Regions from separate parts of the Homo sapiens genome. Here region 2 is linked to region 1. A link is a contact called in ENCODE Hi-C or POLR2A ChIA-PET data. All regions are on one chromosome and are shown on one strand. Each heading gives the region's core, a stretch centred on a gene start or an enhancer-like site at or near the end of the contact. The rest is flanking DNA. Distances are from core to core; before and after follow the strand shown. Region 1 overlaps LOC105373180 (a long non-coding RNA gene). Region 2 has its middle 20 kb from the start of MIR1587.

Evidence for each region. Hi-C counts contacts between places; a loop is a spot of excess contacts on that map. ChIA-PET counts read pairs that join two places held with the same protein, here RNA polymerase II (POLR2A). Pooled maps may share reads with other maps.
Region 2: a pooled map shows a loop between it and region 1 (3-fold over the local background). The contact joins two enhancer-like sites. A Hi-C loop is called at or near these places in 2 of 37 single-sample maps with no recorded cell type and 8 of 50 pooled maps. POLR2A ChIA-PET finds 5 or more read pairs at or near these places in 5 of 52 experiments (H1, SK-N-SH, activated CD4-positive, alpha-beta T cell and 1 more).

The regions. Positions count from the first base shown.
Region 1 is chrX:39,933,537-39,939,845 of GRCh38, reverse strand. LOC105373180 (a long non-coding RNA gene) reads right to left here. Exons shown (of 5, transcript XR_949028.3): 2 at 3,167-3,252; 3 at 2,404-2,537; 4 at 1,978-1,996; 5 at 752-1,779. Among named protein-coding and RNA genes, the nearest start is that of LINC03053, 73 kb to the left of the region's middle. RefSeq lists an enhancer at 2,658-2,887. Within about 2 kb of position 2,830, at least 3 of the 41 ENCODE cell types and tissues checked have a DNase peak (open chromatin) inside an H3K27ac peak, as active enhancers do.
Region 2 is chrX:39,814,206-39,820,514 of GRCh38, reverse strand. No RefSeq gene overlaps it. Among named protein-coding and RNA genes, the nearest start is that of MIR1587, 20 kb to the left of the region's middle. RefSeq lists enhancers at 2,001-2,918, 2,919-3,834, 5,800-5,859. Within about 2 kb of position 2,259, at least 5 of the 41 ENCODE cell types and tissues checked have a DNase peak (open chromatin) inside an H3K27ac peak, as active enhancers do.

The sequences.
Region 1 (6,309 bases), core at 1,581-4,080:
CTATATAACAGTTAAAAAGTATAATATGGACTGAGATAGAATGTCCTTCCAGAAATGAAGTGAATAAAAGCCAATTGCAAATCCATATGTATAGCCTGAGTTCATTTGTACATAACAATCCCTGTGTGTGCTTATTAACACAGAGAGAAAGGCCATGAGCCCTACGGCCAGGCTGCAGGCATGGTCCCTCTAGGGAGAAAAGCTGTATCAGGAAGCAGAGTGATGGGAGAGTTTCACCTTTTTTTTCTGGGAATTGTTTGCTTTTTAAAATAAGCACACATTACTTGTTTTATTATTATTATTATTTTTTATGACGGAGTTTCACTCTATTGCCCAGGCTGTAGTACAGTGGCGCCATCTTGGCTCAATGCAATCTCCGCCTCCCGGGTTCAAGGAATTCTCCTGCCTCAGCCTCCTGAGTAGCTGGGATTACAGGCGTGCGCCACCACGCCCGGCTAATTTTTGTATTTTTAGTAAAGATGGGGTTTCACCATGTTGGTCAGGCTGGTCTCGAACTCCTAACCTCGTGATCCACCCGTTTCGGCTTCCCAAAGTGCTGAGATTAAAGGCGTGAGCCCCCGTGCCAGCTACTTTTTGAATTAAAACAATACAACGCTTAAAAAAATTTACAAAGCAATGCATACCCTTTGCAAAAGGCTAAGGAGACAGGGAGAAATAATTATAGTTGTTGTATTTGTTGATTCTGTTACAAGTTGCATATTCCTTATCCTAAATCCTGGGACCAGAAGTGTTTTGGATTTTGGATTTTTTTTTATTTTGGAATATATGCATATGCATGATGACATATCTTGGGGTTGGGGCCCAAGTCTAAACACAAAATTTATTAATGTTTCATATACATCTTACATGTGTAGCCTGAAGGTAATTTTATACAATATTATTAATAATTTTGTTCACAAAACAAAGTTTTGATGGTCTTTTGACTGCGACCCATCACATGGGGTCAGGTGTAGAATTTCCTACTTGTGGTGTCATGTTGGCATTCAAAAAGTTTTGGACTTTGGAGCATTTCAGATTTTTGGTTTTCAGATTAAGAATGCTCAACCTCTACTACGTGTGCCTGGCACTGTTCTGAGATCTTGATATGTATAATCTCATTTAATCTTCACAATATAGTACACTGAGAAGAATGATGGCCCCATTTTACAGGTGAAGAAACTGAGTAACTGAGAGGCTAGCTAACCTGCTCTAAATCACACAGCTAGTAAGAGGAGAGCTAGGATAGAGGCGAATCAAAGTCACCCATAATCCCATCTTTCCTAGAGAAGGCCACTGTTAAGATCTTAATATTTGTTAACCGTGTTATGCGTATACGTGCGTGTGTTTGTGTATGCACATATAAGAGGACCTTTAATTACAGATATGTGACAAAATCTTATCCCATGACAGTTTCCTCCTTCCTCTTTTTCCTCTTCCTTGCTTTGGCTTTGACTGGGACCTTTCCCCCTACTTTTGGGGGATTTTCCAGGACACATCTGGAGAGTCTCTTTTGTGCAGATCAGGAAGCCAGGCTCTTGAGTAAAAAATAAGGCCTTTGCTGAAGCAGAGGAAATCAGAAAGACCACCTGATGGCAACGTTCTTGGAGGGAAGGGACCCCCAGAGGTGACATGCAGGTGGGAAGCACAAAAGTTGCCAGGCCGTGGGGGTCAGTGGGTGACTTGGCCAAAGATGCTACCCCTGGCTTCTTCGATGCTGCAGGGACCAGGCCTGTGTCCAGTTAGGCTGAGTTGAACCCTGTGACCATTTTGAAAAAAGGGCTGTGGACAGAGTAATAGAGAATGTGTTCTGGATACAGAAGCCAGGAAGTCATCTCAGCTTTGAGGAGGGCTGGCCAGGGGCCAGAGTTCAGGGGAGCGCTGGCCCTGGGCTTGCCGAGCATCCAAGCTCTCTAGGCCTGCCCTCGACCCCCCAAGCCCTTGTTCTCACCCCACCCCAATCCACCCGTGGCCCCTCACCTTCCATAGCTGCACACTCCTTATTGTTCAGGAACAAAGGCAGTTCAGATTTTTGAAAAAGAAGGAGAACAAATAAACTCCGCGGAACTCATCCTGCTTGTAAGTGAGCGGGTGGCTCTGGCCCCCGACTTGGGGAGTCATGCAGGCCCTGGTGGTGGTGTCGGGAGGTGGTGGGGGGGCGGGCCCTGGGACAGCTTAGCTGGAAGGGAGCGGGGGCAGGGAGGTGCAGCAAGATAGGAACCGTTGGTGATTTATGGCGCCAATAAGCACAATGGCTCAGTCTTGTGGTTTCCCCTTAAGATGTGTCTGAGCGCAGCCCCCTTGGAGCATCACCTATGTGTGCTGAGGTCAGGAGCCCAGCGTCTCTGCTCTCTGCCAATGGGTGCCCGCCCCACCCCCCGCTGGGGGCTCAGGGAGCGCCCCTACCTGGGTCTGAAGGGCGAGGGGAAGATGTACAGGCATGACGTGGAATGTGGCTTCAATCAGGAAGGTGCAGGGGGACGAGTTGGTGAGCAGAAAGGTCTGGCTTCCTCTTAGGGACAGAGCCCAGGATGCATAGACTGGGAGGGTATTTTGGAGAATCAGCCAGTGAGTAGATTACATTTTGGCGGCCGTCTTGCTGCTTTGAGCTTCAGCCAGCCTGCCCTGGATTGTCCCAGGCTAGAATTCTGGGGTGCTGGAGGTACCAACATTTGTTGAGTGTCTACTGTGTGCTGGGTGCTGGGCTAAACCCTGAACACTTCACTTCTGTTCTTTAAACTTTACAATGCCACCCTGCATAAGTATTACTATTAGTTTCATTTTTCAGATAAGGAAAGTGAAACCCAGAGAGCTCAAATAGCTTACCCAAAGTCCACGGCTAGTAGGAGGCAGAACTGGGATTCAAACCTAAATTTGTCCAAATCTAGAACCTTTGCTTTTAAATGCCACACCTGAGGGATCTCAAGTTACCTTAAGAACCAAGGAGCCCTAGTATGCTTCAATGCTTAAGGGTTGAGTTTGCTAAGGGGCAGGCCTGGCAGAGGTGGTGGGGTGGGGTGGGGGACAAAGAGGACACGGAAGCAGGTCTCCAGAAGCCCTCCAAAGTGAACCTAGACTACTCTCTAAACAGCAGACTGTTTCCAAAGCCTGTGCAGTCTGGGGTCCACTATGACCAACTGATCTGCTGGTAGGCAACTGGCACACTCACCTTGAAGACTAAGACATTTTTCTTTCTGAAAGTTTGACTTCAGGACTAACTCCATCTGGCCTGTTGGCTTCCAGTGCTGTTCCTGACTGCAGAGAGAGAGAGAGAGAGAGAGAGAGAGAGAGAGAGAGAGAGAATGCAACGTTGACTTGTAAGCTAGTGGATGTCAAAGTTCTGGCTTCCCACCGTGGACTTCAGCCTTGGCCGCTTTCAGTTGTCGGGGTCACTCAGAAGCTCATCTTTGTTTGGCCATTTGTTGGGCTAAGAGTGACCAGGCAGATGGTTCTCCTGGGCACAGGTGGCTGTCCTGCCCCTTTCCCCTCCCTCACCCTCCAGCAGGCTCCTGTGTGTCTTACCCCTCCCTCTGCAGCCAGGCACTGAGCAGGGATGTTTCCCTCTCCTCTAGGAGCTCAGATGCTGGAAACAGCATTACCTTCGCTTGAGGGAAACGCGGAACCAGCCCGAACGGAAATGTTGTCAAGAATCCCAGTGCCCATTACTTCCCTTCTGCTAGTGCCACTTTAACAGCTTGAGCCTTCCCCTGTGGGCTTGCTGGGGCAGGTCAGGAGAGTCTCCTGCCAGTGCTGGGCCACCGGCTTCTGGCAGGCTGGAGAGACCTGGCCCCTCAGGCAGGCTGCACGGCCGCCCAAGAAGGCTGTTCCTTGGCTGCCTGGGCCCCTCCAGGCAGTACCAGCACACTCTCCGGTGGCCCGAGCGAGGTCCTCTGTGTGTGGGGAGGTACAGGCAGGCCCTGCTGACTGCAGGCCCCTTTTTTGCCATTCACCGGCTGCTTTCTGCACCCCAGGTCGACGACGCCGGGCAAAACCTTGGCAAGATGGCACTGGGGGGTGGAGGGTTGTACAGCCACAGGTTCTTCCTGGGAGGGCCTGGCTGGAGGTGAGTCACTGAACCCCCTGCAGTTGAGTCCATTCCTCTCGGAGAGCTTAGTGATGTCCTCACAGTCAGTGGCCTCCAGGCTTCTGGGAGGGAAAGAGCCGTGGAAGAGGCTGCCTGCCTCCTGGTGATGGCTCAGAGAAGGGGCGCTCCCCAGGGCCTGGCCGCTACCAGCCGCACGAGCCCCGAATGGACATACGCAGATTTGTTTTTCATCTGTGACTGAGAGGTTTTCAGGCCCCTTTGGCACGAAGATTTCCCTGGCTCTCAGTAAACCAACACTCTGGGGCGTGACAGACCTAAGCGACTGGCATGTACAAGGCCCGGGCTACACAGAGCCACCAGGAGGCCCACCAGCAGGCAGGCTGGCAAGGCTGGGTGACAGCATGAGTTTTGGAGTCAGATGGAACTGGGTTCAAATTTTGGCTTCATAATCTTGTGAGTTATTTTCCTTCCTGGCTCCCCAGTCTCCTGGTCTGGAAAATGAGGACAATAAAAGATTCTTTCCAGGGTTACTGGGAGACTTCAACTGGATAGCACTTGTAAGAGCTGAGGCCGGGCCCCTGTAATCCCAGGACTTTGAGAGGCCAAGGCAGGAGGATTGCTTGAGCCCGGGAGTTTGAGACCAGTCTGGGCAACATAGCAAGACACCATCTCATATTTTGTTTTTTTTTAAATTATTTTTTTTTTGAAAGGGAATCTCACACTCTCTCCCAGGCTGGAGTGCAGTGGTGCAATCTTGGCTCACTGCAACCTCCATCTCCTGGGTTCAAGCAATTCTCCCACCTCAGCCTCCCAAGTAGCTGAGATTACAGGTGTCTGCTACCATACCCAGCTAATTTTTGTATTTTAGTAGAAACGGGATCTCACCATGTTGAACAGGTTGGTCTCAAACTCCTGACCTCAAATGATCCAACTGCCTTGGCCTCCCAAAGTGCCGGGATTACAGGCGTGAGCCACCATGCCTGGCTGTCATTTTTTTTTTTTAATAGAGCTGGGCTCAATGCCAGCCACATGACAAGTGCTCAGGGATGTAGCTGCTGTGACTCTTCCTGGGTGCTTTGTCTCCCATCCTTGGCAAGTACTTCCTCCTTGCTCTTCCTTGTTTGCCCACCGTCTTTCTTCAGGTGCAAGGTGGTCTCAGGCAGCCACAGGGGCTGGGAGGAGAACTTATCTGATAAACTTATTCTTAACCGGCAACAGGATCTGAAAGTGTTAGTGTCGGGAGTATTTGCTTTTTTTTTGAGACAGGGTCTCACTCTGTTACCCAGGCTGGAGTGCAGTGGCCCGATCTTGGCTCACTACAACCTCCACCTCCTGGGTTCAAGGGATCCTCCCACCTCAGCCTCCCAAGTAGCTGGGCCTACAGGCATGCACCACCACATTCAGCTAATTTTTTGTGTTTTTAGTAGAGACAGCGTTTTGCCATGTTGCCCAGGCTGGTCTCGAACCCCTGACCTCAAGTGATCCTCCCGCCTCGGCCTCCTAAAGTGCTGGGATTACAGGTGGGGGCCACTGTGCCAGGCCAGGTATTTGCATTTTAACCCACCTCAACCTCATGGGAGGAATTTATTCGTTCAATAAACATTTACTGAGATATTATCTTAGACTAAGCTATTATCATCACTAAGCCCCCGCCATGTGCCGGGCAGACTTGTTATATGATGTCATCTTTATAACCAGCATTAGGAAGAAGATTTAGTACCCTTCACATTTTACAGATGAAGAAAGTGAGGTTCTGAGTCCTGAAGTCTCATAGCTGTGCCCAGATCTAACTGATGCTAGTACCTACTTCTAAGCCACAGGCTCTGAGCTGGGTCCTGGGGCTGCAAACTGGAATAAACCCATCCCTGACTGCAACAAACATCCTGTCCATGGATGGAGACAGGCAAAGAAACCCGATTCCTAACATGCAGCAATAGCAATAGACATGGGGTTTTGTGGGCACAGAATAGGACATACCAGGGGGCCTTTGGGAACATATGGCTGGGAACATTAACCCATGTTCTCTATGTGGATCCAAAGGCATGCAGAATAGAATTTATTCTCCCACCTTCTGAGGGATCAGCCCACCCATCTAAAATCATCCCCAGAACAGCCTTTCTCTCTCTCTCTCTCTTTTTTTTTTTTTTTTTTTTTTGAGACAGGGTCTCACTCTGTTGCTCAGGCTGGAGTGCAGTGGTGCGGCTCAAGTGATCCTCCCACTTTAGCCTACCGAGTAGCTGGGACCACAGACACAAGCCACTACGCCT
Region 2 (6,309 bases), core at 1,010-3,509, 120 kb after region 1:
GTGTTAGGAGACGCCTCCGAAGAGCCTCCTCCTCCTCAGCTGGCAAGAAACGCAGACTCTCGGCAGTGCCATTCTTGCAGCAGAAAGGCCCTGTGTGACTCCAGCACTCGGAGCAGCCGCCTTATCTGGGGTGATTTCCCATCTGCCTCCCTGGGCCCAGGATTTCCTTCCTGCACAGAACTTATCTTGTCGGGAAGCAGAGCTGTGCGCTAGAGGCAGGCCCAGCAAATGGAATGCTCGTTCGGTCTTGTGTTCTTAATGACCCATAACAGAGTCCTCAGAGGTGAAAAACAAAACCCTCCACCCCCTTAACCATTTCTGTGCCCATCCTGGTCTGGGAGATTTCTTAATCCTGCTGCGCCGTCACACGGACTCCTCTCTGGATTTTATCCTGCGGCCGCCGGGTCCAACTCAGCCGCACCGGGACTGGGGTGGGGAGGCGGAGCCCTGCAAGGGCTTGAAGTAGGGACTGCAAACCCCTGAAAGAGTGGGCAAAATTCTGGGTAGATGCATTTTTCCGAGGGGAGAGTTCTTAAAGGGATCTGAGACAGTCCCAAAGGTTAAGAACCACCTGCCATCCCTTTGACCTTGTTGAAGTTTGATCTCGGAGCCTAGCTTCATTATCAGAAAGAACGAGAATACCCCAAAGCAGTCGTTGTGATTAAAATAGTGAGATAATGCTTTAATATTTGTAAACTGTACAGGCTTCTTCAAAGATAAATTATTAATGATGCCAAAGATGGCTGTGTGGTTGTGCGTGTGTGCACGTGTGAATGCACGTATTTGTGAGGTGATAGTGCAGGGGAAGTGTCGGGGGAGTCACTGGGATTATATTATTTGTCCTGAGACCTCCCCCACCCTCCGCCCCTGACCATTTCTCTCTTCCTCAGGACCAAGTGGGGTTGATCTGGAATATTGCCCCTCGGTTTTGAGAATCACCAAGGCTGGGTGGGAGAGATGGGCAGCAAGGTCTTCCTGCTGAAGCCCGTCTGGTCCTCAGGAGACCCATGGCCCCCTTGGGCACACAGTAGCCATCTGCACGGAGTAGGTGGCTACCACATCTTTGTGGAATAATGGAATCAATGACTGGATAGCTCAGTGGTCTTGGGCCAGGCCCACATCCCTTCTGTACTTGCAAGTGGAAAAGGACTCTGGACCCTTTCCAACTGCAATGTGTCTGTCTCTGGTGGTGGAGGCCCTTCGGTATCTTTTTTGATTCCATGTCTACCTTCTAGGAGCTCAAAGACTGAAATAACCAGAATCCAGGGTGTCAAGCATCCCCATAGAGATGGGGACTGATGTGGTATAGTTCATTCCCCTCATCCACACACTAAGAAGCTACAACAGAGAAAAGCTTGACTGAGGTCATGAGACCAGGGTTCAGAGTTCCCCTCACTGATACCCCCTTACCCCCACACAAAAGGACAGTGGCAGCCATGCAAGGGCACTGCCCAGACCTCCCTTCAGCGGAAAAGTTTCTGGAAGAAGTGTCATGGTTTGCTAGCCTCTGGCTGTGGCACCTTCGGGATCTGCTGCAGCATTCTTGCTGAGGCCACCCTCCCCAGGCTGTTCCCGCCCGATGACAGAGCATAGCAGGGGGACTAGAGCTGGGTCATTACTGCCTGACACAGGAAGTTTCTGATGGGCAGTCTGTGCTCTGGGGCTCCCCATCGGCCTGGCTGAGGCTTTCTCAGAGCTGCGCTGCCGGCTGAGGCTCTCCCTACCCACCCCTCCTTCCTTCCCCTCTCCTTCTGCAGGGGTCAGAGCTGCCTCCCGGTCTGAAGTCCCCCCCCCCCCTTTATCCTTCTTAAAAATCTCCCCCAATACATCTCTCACACTTACTCTCTCTTGGTGTCCTCTACCTGGAGGACTCAAATTGCCACAGGGACTAACACGTAGACTCCCATGCCCTCCGGTATTTTAGGCGGGACCCTTGTGTGTTCAGGAGCATGTAAAGAGCCAAGGGTGGAGCTAGGAGCCCTCAGCTACTCCTTTACCCCATTCCAGAAGGTTCCAGGCTCTACACACTCCCCTGTACCCATCTAGGGCTAGGTGGCCAGCTGTCACACTCTGGCAGTAATGCTGCTCATGACTTGTATTTATTCTTCAAGTTGCTCCTGGGTATATTAGGGCCCATCTCTGCCCAGGTCCCTTGCCAGCAAAAAGGCTGGTTCTTACTCACCAGCTTGCCCTGTTGCTCTGGGAAGTCAGTCCCACGGCCAGACCGCCCTCTTTTCACACGGCCACTCTGAGCACCAATGTGAGAGGCAAATGCCAGCCCTGCAAATCTGTACATGGAATCAGAGGCTCTCCAGACTCACGTCCAAAGGTGCATGGGCGGGGCGAGCCAGGAGACGGGGGAGCCCTGCTCAGTCACAGACACAGATGACATGAAATCAGATGGAGGATAAAAAGCATCACTGGAAAACAAAGGAACTGCTAGAGTCCGTGCCTGCTCGAGAAAAAGCAGTCATCAGCCCAAAGATGGATGAAGTGGAGGGCTGTTATTTTTAAGGTGGGGGCAGAGGTCATTAGCTTGAAGAATGTGTCATATTTGGCATCGGGAGGGTGGTTATGTGAGGCTGGAAAGCAAAGCCTGGTCCGCTCGCTCTCTGGCCAGGGAGATACTATTCCCTGGGGAAAAAGGACAGGCCCTCAACTAGCAGAGAGTGGCATGGAGGAATGTGTCCCCCAACCTTTCTAGAAGACAATAAATCTGTGAATTCTTCTCATTGGCAGGGCTGAAGGTTCATGGGACTGAGGCCAGCACCCAGTGGTGGCCTGGGCTGTAGAACTTCAGAAACAGCTAGTGCTACCCCTGTAGGCTAATTGTTTTTTCCAGAACCAAACTTTACTTGGCAGCACTAGGCTATAGCTCCATGGGCAGGGGTTTTGGGAACGGTGCCTTTGGTCATAGGGTATCAGGGTTATCTACAAACCCTCCTGTTTCTGGGAAACCAGCCTGAAGTCCTCATGCCCTCTGCAGCCAGAGGCCACTGGGCGCTGTGGTTCTGCCAGCTTTGGGGTGAGCAGAGGCAGAGACAATGGGGGAGAAACTCTATGAGGACAATGCCTGCCCAGCCTGAAACATCGCTAACAGATGGAAGGATGCAAACAGCAGCATGCCAAGCCTTCAGAGAGCTGGGAGCTCTGCCTGTGATTCAGGGAAGCTCTGATTCAGAGCTCTGAGCGCGTTGTCGCCCGGTGTCCTCAGGATGAAAGGCCTGCTTGGGGGGCTCCTCTAGTCCATCCCTCCCGGCTCCACCACCTCAAACTCTGCCTTCCAGCAGCAATTTCTTCCAGTTCTCCGGGCTTTGCGAGGCTTTTGCTGGGGCTGTACCCTCAAGCCTAAAACCCTCTGACTCCTAAAACTATCTGACTCCTACAACTATCTGACTCCTACTCATCCTTTCGCTTTCAGCTTAAGCTCCAGGAAGTATGGGCAACCCCCACAGTAAACAAAGCCAAACGTTTTCTTTATCTGGAGCCTTTACTATGCTAATGTACATTGTGAATCTTCCGGAGGTTGGTGGGTGGGGGGCAGTGGAGAGGCCGCCAATCTTTCCAGAAGTATTTGGCCCCAAGAGGCCTCCTACCCCCACGTCTATTAACCCTCTCCCAGAACGAGGTGAGGAGGAGGAGCTTGGGAAATGCTCCTCCAAGAGAAGCAGAGCGGAGGCAAAACCCCTCTTGTGGGGAGGTACAGTCCCTTCTGCCCTCCTGTACCCTGCGGATAAACTTACCCCCTGGAAGGAGAAACCAGAATAGCAGCCCAATCTCTTCTTAATGCAGCTGCAGGGTCAGATCCAAGTTTGGGGGCCTAAAAGTTACGTGAATTTTGGGGCCTTCTTGAAGAAAAACAGTGCAGAGGTACAAATGATAACTGCTAGGACCCTACCAGGGCCTTGGAAGGGGACTGTGCGAGTCAAGGCCCTGAACTTTAAGCTTTATTAGCCTCGAGGTAAAATCCACACCTGTGCAGAGGCTTAATTCTGGACATAGGTGTAGCTAAGACACATCCCTCTCCACATCACGTTTAGGTCAACTGGACGGTCTTGGATGGCCCTCCTTTGACTCTGGTATATCTCTGCCAGGCTCCGGCTGGCCTGCCTGCCTCTAGGCCCACAGCCAGCCTGTGGTTTGTTCTACTGGGCCAGCCATGCAGGTGAGTGGTCTCTGGCACATCCTCTTCAAGCCAGCAGACTGGTAGGGGCAGCACCATATTGGCCGGGCAGATCTATTTGCCCTCCCCTCACCCCATCCACTTTCTGTGCCCAGGAGGCTGATCCTTGATCCTTGGGGACTGGATCCCTTGGGCTGCCTTGACCACTGGCTTCTGGTTGGCTTGGCCAATGGGAGGCAGGTAGGAGGAGTCAGAGGTTGGGTATTTATTTCCACAGCTGGGCTGCCCTTTTGGTGGTGGCTGCGTTCCTCGTCCCATAGCAGCCCTCACCTACAGCTCTTTCCAGGTTCTGCTAACAGCCCCCACTCCTGGCTCCCTCAGTCCAGGGAGTGGTGGCAGCTTCCCATTGTTGCTAGTCCCAGGGTACTTCCCTATCCCTTGTGGTTTCTGTAATCTGCCCACAACTCTGTAAATAGTCCCTTTACAAACTCTTGTCAGTTAACCCTCTTGCTGAGTCTGCCATCCATTGCTACTGGGGCCCTGACTCACAGCACAAGTGGTACCCATGGGCAGTCCCTAAGTCATCCCACCAATCACAGACAAGATATCCTGAGTTCCCCACTGGTCAATTTGAATATGCAAATGTTAGGCATCTGTCCCTGGGGGTAAGCTTTCCACAGCAGTCTAGACCCTGGCGGTGGACTCCCTGATTCACCTATCTGCACTGTGGCACTTAGCACTAAACTGTGTGGGCTCCTCCTTCCTCAGTGTTCAGATTAGGTTATGGGAAGAACATAACCCCTTCCTCCCCCAACTTTCTGTGTTGTTTTGGGTGAGAGCGGACATTATAATTTTGGGGAATGTGATAGAACTGCCCAGAGTACATGAAATCAGCCACATAAATTATTGAACTTAAATGATGATTCTGGTGATGTGCTAGTAAATGTTTAACAACTGGCTCCCTGCCCCCCAAGCCCTGACTTGTAGTATCTGCTGATTTCCATGATGCAAATACTCCCACCACAGCCAGTCTCAAGCTGCCCACGTGATGGTGCTGACCATGGAGTTGAAAAGACACGGACACAGCATTACATAGTATTTCTTTCTTTTTTCTTTTTTTTTTTGACACAGAGTCTCACCCTCTCACCCAGGCTGGAGTGCAATGGTGTGGTCTCAGCTCACTACAACCTCCGCCTCCCGGGTTCAAGCGATTCGCCTGCCTCAGCCTCCAGAGTAGCTGGGACTACAGGTGCCCGCCACCACACCTGGCTAATTTTTGTATTTTTAGTAGAGAGGGGGTTTCATTATGTTGGCCAGGCTGGTCTCGAACTCCTGACCTCGTGATCCACCTGCCTCAGCTTTCCAAAGTGCTGTGATTACAGGTGTGAGCCACCATGCCCTGCCTTTTACATAGTATTTCTACCACACAGTCATGAAAGGGTAAATAACCTCATGAGAGTAAATAATAGTAAACTGTAGCAAAGCAGTCAGGAAGGTGTGAGTTTTCAGTATTTATTACCTTTGTTTTTAATATGACTTACTCCATTTTAAATTTTAATTATTTTAATTATAATTCTATTTTTTATTTTACTTCTTTTAATTTTTATTAATGGCTATGCTTAGTAACCAATTGGCAAAAATTCCTGAAAATTTGATGATCTGATCTCACAAACCAGTACCCTTTGGCTCCAGCACACCATGGAAGGGTTCTACTGGCTCTGTGGCAATGGAAAGAAAAATTAGTTTTCAAGAGAGAAAACAAAAACAAAGAAAAGCTACGAGTATTTCAATTGCGCCATCTTGTGGCGCCACCTAACAGTACTATGCCCCCATGACCTGAACTCCCCCCCATTTTGGTCATGCTGTGTCTCTATCTGGGGTGCCCAAACATCCTGGTTTGCCTGGAACACCTCCTTATTTATGCCTACTACCCTGGTTTAACGATAAAAACACCCCTTTTACTTTCTCAAAAGTGTCCTAGTTTGAACAATAAATGATATGGTTACCTAACCTATACCCCAGTAGACTATAACTAGCTTGAGGGTAGGGACTGTCTTGTTTACCATTGCATCCCTCAGACCACGGAGGCATTCAACTGATATTTGTGAAAAGAGCAGTGAAAGTTAAGGCTATAGAAACAGTTTCCCTGCCTTGTTGGTTACACTGATAACCACTGGGATTTGGAA